Linked DNA regions of Mus musculus: region 1 is linked to region 2. The links are chromatin loops, found by intact Hi-C in ENCODE. Cell type or tissue: left cerebral cortex. All regions are shown on one strand. Links, peaks and the distances in the headings refer to the core of each region. The heading gives the core; the rest is flanking DNA. Region 1 overlaps Me3 (malic enzyme 3, NADP(+)-dependent, mitochondrial). Region 2 has its middle 18 kb from the start of Prss23.

Region 1 (2,808 bases), core at 82-2,581, 340 kb after region 2:
TACAAGGCTCTCTTTTTAAGAAACAGAAGTTTTACAGTGTGTTTACGCACTGATGGGGATGAATCCAGCAGAGAGGGAGGCACTGAGGATAAAGAACAGAGGAACGAACTGGAGAACAAATCTCATGGGTTCCTGAGAACGAGATGCCGTGCAGGAGGTGGCTTTGCCTAGGACCTCCACCGTCTCTGAAGGGATGGCAAAGGCTGTGGAATGAGGCAGAGGGTCTGGAGACCTGTTGAGAAGGCTCACAGCTTCTGGGCAACTGTTGCGTTCTTCTTTATACATTCAAGTGGAGTCCCAGCATAGCCACTCAATTCAGCTTCTCATGACTGCTTCTATTTCCTTTGAGCCTCACTTTCCTAACAAGGAGTAAAAAACTGAAAATCTCAATAGAGGGAACATCAAAATGCCTTCTCTGTAGAGTTCTTAATAAAGATTAAACAAGCCAGGCGTGGTGGCGCACACCTTTAATCCCAGCACTTGGGAAGCAGAGGCAGGCGGATTTCTGAGTTCGAGATCAGCGTGGTCTACAGAGTCAGTTCCAGGACAGCCAGGACTACACAGAGAAACCCTGTCTAGAAACAAACAAACAAACAAACAAACAAACAAAGAAAAAAGATTAAACAAGTGAGGCTGGTAAGAAAGTAGCACACAGCCAAGTTCACCATAAGACTTATTGATAGGGCTTAGGAAGAGGCTCATTTGCTGAGCAGACTTGAAGACCTGAGTTCGAATCCCCATGACCCATATAAAGCTCTTGACTTTAACCCCAACGCTAGGGGAGAGGCAGAGACAGACAGGTCCTGGGAAACTTAGTCTAACTAAAACAGTGAATTGGAATCTTTCCTGTTGGGAGCAATAAAGTAGAGATCAATAGAGGAAGACACATAACACCCTCCACTGTCTCACATTCATGTACAACACGTACCACACCTAATACACAAACACCCACAACATACACCACAGCACAGAGAAGCAGCAAAGGTATAATAAATAAATAACAGCTATCTGTGCTTTATCGCAGCATACCACTCTTCGGTGCAGCAACTGACCCCAACTGACACCACTCAGAGTCATTGCTGAACACTGATGTCTCCTGCCAAAGTTCTCACCCATCAGCCTCCACTTTACCCACCCTACCCCACCACCACGGTCCTCTCCCACAAAACCATTCTTCCTTTCTTGCTGCTGCCTCCAGCTCCCCAGGAAAGACTATGGTCCAGCTTTTCTTCTAGACCACGGACTTGACCAGTGCACGGACTTTCTCTTCCGAAGGGTTGGTATCCTCCTCTGTATAAGTATAGGGTGTCAGAATCACCAACCTCCTCCCGCACGATGTTCTGCCAATAAGTTTAGTTATTCAACTCTCAGGTTCTAACCTCTAAAGATATCTGATAAGCAAAAACTGAAAACCAAGCCGAAGACTGTCTATCCCAGGAAACATCAACCATGAAATATCTTTGGCGCCATCTACTGGCGCATGATTTGCGAACAACCTCCCTGAAAGCAGATAGTGTTCTACAGAGCCGAAAGCTGATTGCAGATGACAAAGAACTGGTGCTTCCGTGGGAGAAGCCATCCCCACCAGTGTGTGTCAGCATTTGAATAAGCACACGCAAAATCAAGACAGCTTTAGAGATGGGTGTGTAAGTTACTTACTCATAGCATTTCCTGCGTCCCTATGCAATCTTCACAAAACTTTTAATAAAAAAATTTTTGCACGATTCCTGTGCAGGTGTGTGCTCCCATGCATGACAGTGTGTGGGCCAGAGGTTGACATTGAGTTCATTCCTCTTTCATTTTTCCACCTTTATTCTTTGAGACACACTGTCATGTTTAACATGGTATTCACCATTTCAGCTGGAGTAGCTCACCGCGAGCCTCTGGGATCCTCCTGAATCCATTCAATGGTTACAGACACATACTACCACACATAATACCATGTCCTGCTTACACATGGGTGCTAAGGACGCAAACCCAGGTCCTCATGCATGAACAGAAAGCACTTTACACACTGAGCCATCTCCGCAGCCCCGTGGTGATCTTTTTTTAATTTATGTATTCATGTATTTAATGTATATGAGCACTCTGTCTTCATGCACACCAGAAGAGGGAATCAGATCCCAATACAGATGGTTGGGAGCCACCATGTGGTTGCTGGGAATTGAACTCAGGACCCGTGGGAGAGCAGCCTCCCGGCCCCAGTGGTGGTCATTTTTCATCGTTGAAAATATTCTCCTGAGTGTCTACCCTACCTAATTTACTCAATTATCTTTCATTTGTTCGATGTTTAGATTATTTCCAATCACTGTGTATTACAAATAAAACTGTCCCAGATGTTCTAGCCCGTATTTCAGATTCCCATGCATTGATTTCCAAAGGTAGAAGTATAAGATCAAAGGTTAAAAACATTTTATGCCCTGGATTTATATGGGGAAATCATTTTCTAAAAGAAAAAAAAAAGTCTCTCCTTAAATTGAAAAGAATTCTGAAACCTCTCGCTTTCCGTTGCTAGCCACAGATAACCTCATTTTTGTTTTCTGACCGGTTAAAATGGCACAGACCATAAACGGTTCCACTTTAATTTCTTTTCCTTTGACCACATCACAGAAGCCTAACAGTGACCCCGTGGTTACAGTTTTATTGTGAGCCCTCAGTACCAGTCAGGAACTGTACCAGAGAACACTCAACATAAAAGTCTTAATTGTGTATTGGAGAGTTGAAAACAGGAAGAAGAAAAAAAAAAAACAATAAGATTCTGCTCCCCCACCCCCAGGCTGAGGAACAAAAGAGAAGAGGAGGCGGTTG
Region 2 (2,808 bases), core at 37-2,536:
TCGTTCCCTATAGCCGCTGGTCACTCTGTTTGTGGCCAGTGCTGATTGTAACTGAGTCTTTCTTTCATTGAAGACAAACAGGTGTCCCTTAGGGTCCGTGCATTGATCCTGGCTCTCCTTTCCACAGTCATGTAGAACACAAGATCCCTTATCTTACTGGACTGTGCACATCTCTAAAGATGAGGTCATTTTTCATATGTTATCTCATTGGAAGTGGTTATGTGACGTTCACAAGGGCATGCACCATTTCAGTTTTACCTAAATGAGTGCCTTGCACACAGCACGTTCTATAAATACAAAGAAGTAAGTATCCTCCTACCATGTACTGTTACCCCACTGATTGCTTTATACTCACTCTACTCTTAAATGTTGAGTGTATGTGCTTACCAGCGTGTATGTATATGCGCCATGTCCATATAGATGCCCACAGAGGACAGGAAGAGGGTGTTGAATCCCAAGGAATTGGAGTGACCGGTGATTGTGAGCCATTGAGAACTGGCCAATGTGAGTATTAGGAGTTGGACCAATGTCCTTGTCAAGAGCAGCAGGTGTCCCTAATCATCTCTCCATCCCCAGTACTCCAACCTTGCTGGGAGAAGTCTCTAATCCAATTCTGCAGACCCTGTGTTGCTGGAGAGGAAATAGCATCAGCTTGTGTGATCGACTGTCCTCTTACAATTTAGATTTTAACAAAAGTAAGATTTTTCTTGAAAAATCTTTTAATAAAACCATTTTAAATTCTGAGAACTTCTTGGTACTCTTTAATGAGCCAATAAGGCTTTAAATTAGTAATGTTTGCTGCACTGAGCTTCCTGGTACAGATGTCTGGGATCTAACATCCAGCAGAGAGTCAGGCATTGACACTCACAGATCAGGCCTCTCCTTCATTTTCTACAGGATCTCAAAGGCTTTCCAAGGCATTTGGATGAAGCTCAAATGGTTGGGCGTGAACAAGTCACAGTTCCAACTATCCAGATGGAGCCAAGAAGTCTGGGACCAACTGCGGGGGAGCCCCCAGAGTGCTAACTTGTTTATTATGGATGAGAGTATGGGACTCGCGCCCAGCTGCATTCAGCATATATAATTGGCATTTTCAAAGTGCAACACAGCCTTTAAGTCATCCATGCACCCCTAGATTACCTGGCATCACGCCAATGTTGACAGAGAAAGTGAACGCCAGGCAAGTGGAAAACAGCGCTGAAGCAAAGCCACAATGGAAACTTCTAGGAAGGATTTCACCGCGGTCAGTAGAATGCATCGATCGTCACAAAGTGCCTGGACTACTTTGCACATTGCTTACCTTCAAGGGAAAAGGGAGAGGCTGTGTTTGGATGTCCCCTTTGTAAATGGGAGAAGATGTGGAAAAGACAAAGTTAAATCAAATACTTAGTAGAGCCACCAGAAAGTCCCTTTTGGGTTCGGAGAATTGGAGGAGAGCAGCATAGTTATAAGTCAAGGAAACCACTAGGGGGCAACCCAAGAATGGGGGAAAAGCAGCGGCGGCCGAGAAAAGTTGCTTTCTATACTATTCGAGGAAAGCTGAGATCACGCAGTAAGCAGAACAAGGTGATATTTCAACATGTTGATTTTTACCCAAGGTTACTCTTGACTTGGGAATTCCTCCTAACTGGTCAGAAACACTAAGCAACAACTCTCTAAACAGAATTGTGCTATCAGGAGAAACTGCAGCGCTAGAGTAGTGCACCTGACGGTTTTAAATTCCTTCTCCAGGGCAGTGGGAAACTTTGAAATGCTCGCAAATGGGAAGGACATTTAATTAATGGTAGATATAAAGTGACAGAGAGTAAAGAAAATCTGAGCACGCTTAGCGAGTGTTTATTACCCAACGCTGGCTGTTTGGTAAACAATAAACTGAAAGGAATTACACGTGTTAATGCCCAGGTTTATAGATTCAAGTGTGATCACAATGTTTTAGCCTTTTCCACAACTCTCATGAAAAATTAGATTTTTCGATTTAAATTCCCCTTTCTCCCAGTAAGTCTTGATGGCATTTTTCTATATTTAAGAACTCCAAAAGAACAGAGCAGGGGCGTTAGAGACTTTATGGAACAGAAGAACAGTCACAATTGAGGTGATCAGTACAGAATGATTCTTCCTGGTACTCTGCTGTAGCTGGCCGACAAACATCTTTGCTACAGTGGGAAAGCAAGATGAGATATTTTGTGGAGTTTCCTATCTTTGCGTTGGACTGCCCTGGCAATTATCTGGGAGTAGTAAAGCATGCCATTTTAAAAGGAAAATGTTCTGTGTCCCAGAATGGCTTATCCACAGAGGACATTAGTCACGCTTGGGTCACACTGCTTTGCCAAACATGGCATTTTTTCCCATCGGGGAACTGGATATAGAACTGGTATTAATAAATCCAAGAAAGGAAATGCAGCGGTGAGGCTGGACACTAACTGGGAGATTTATTAAAGTGTATGGGAGATTCTCAGCTAGTTTAACTCACAGAGTGGTAATTACATGTCATTGATGCCAAGATAGTTCTGTAGAGAGGGTGATCCCTGAGCCCTGGGAAATAGGGACAGTGTCTTTACTATAGTGACACGCAAGCATCTTGAACACACAGATGTGCAACGTTCTCTCTGCAATTCTGGGATGAGTGTGGGGGTGGGACTGGTACCCATTGTAGATTGTTTGCTGGGTAAGTAATTATGCCTGGAGAGATGGGAAAGGGCAAGCTAAGAGGAGGGGAGCTTGACCAATGACCAAAGATAAAAAACACAGGTATGTTCAGTAGGGCTTAGCTGAAAGTCAGACCGTATGAGCCTGGAGAGCAATGGAGAA

What was found. A loop is a pair of places that touch in the nucleus more often than their neighbours do. Peaks named below come from ENCODE experiments on the same cell type or tissue, not always from the same donor. Only the 100,000 strongest peaks of a DNase experiment are listed, where the experiment ranks them.
Region 1: a loop joins it to region 2, with 6 times the contacts of the local background. A loop is called at or near these places in 39 of 42 quality-filtered maps.

What each region holds. Positions count from the first base shown.
Region 1 is chr7:89,840,582-89,843,389 of GRCm38, forward strand. The region is part of intron 7 of Me3 (malic enzyme 3, NADP(+)-dependent, mitochondrial); the gene reads left to right. Among named protein-coding and RNA genes, the nearest start is that of Ccdc81, 62 kb to the right of the region's middle. In left cerebral cortex, for the core only: a CTCF peak has its summit at 1,483 (motif pointing left); a DNase peak (open chromatin) is centred at 1,480.
Region 2 is chr7:89,498,664-89,501,471 of GRCm38, forward strand. No RefSeq gene overlaps it. Among named protein-coding and RNA genes, the nearest start is that of Prss23, 18 kb to the right of the region's middle. In left cerebral cortex, for the core only: a CTCF peak has its summit at 1,468 (motif pointing right); DNase peaks (open chromatin) are centred at 1,006 and 1,467; H3K4me3 peaks cover 785 bases; H3K27ac peaks cover 208 bases.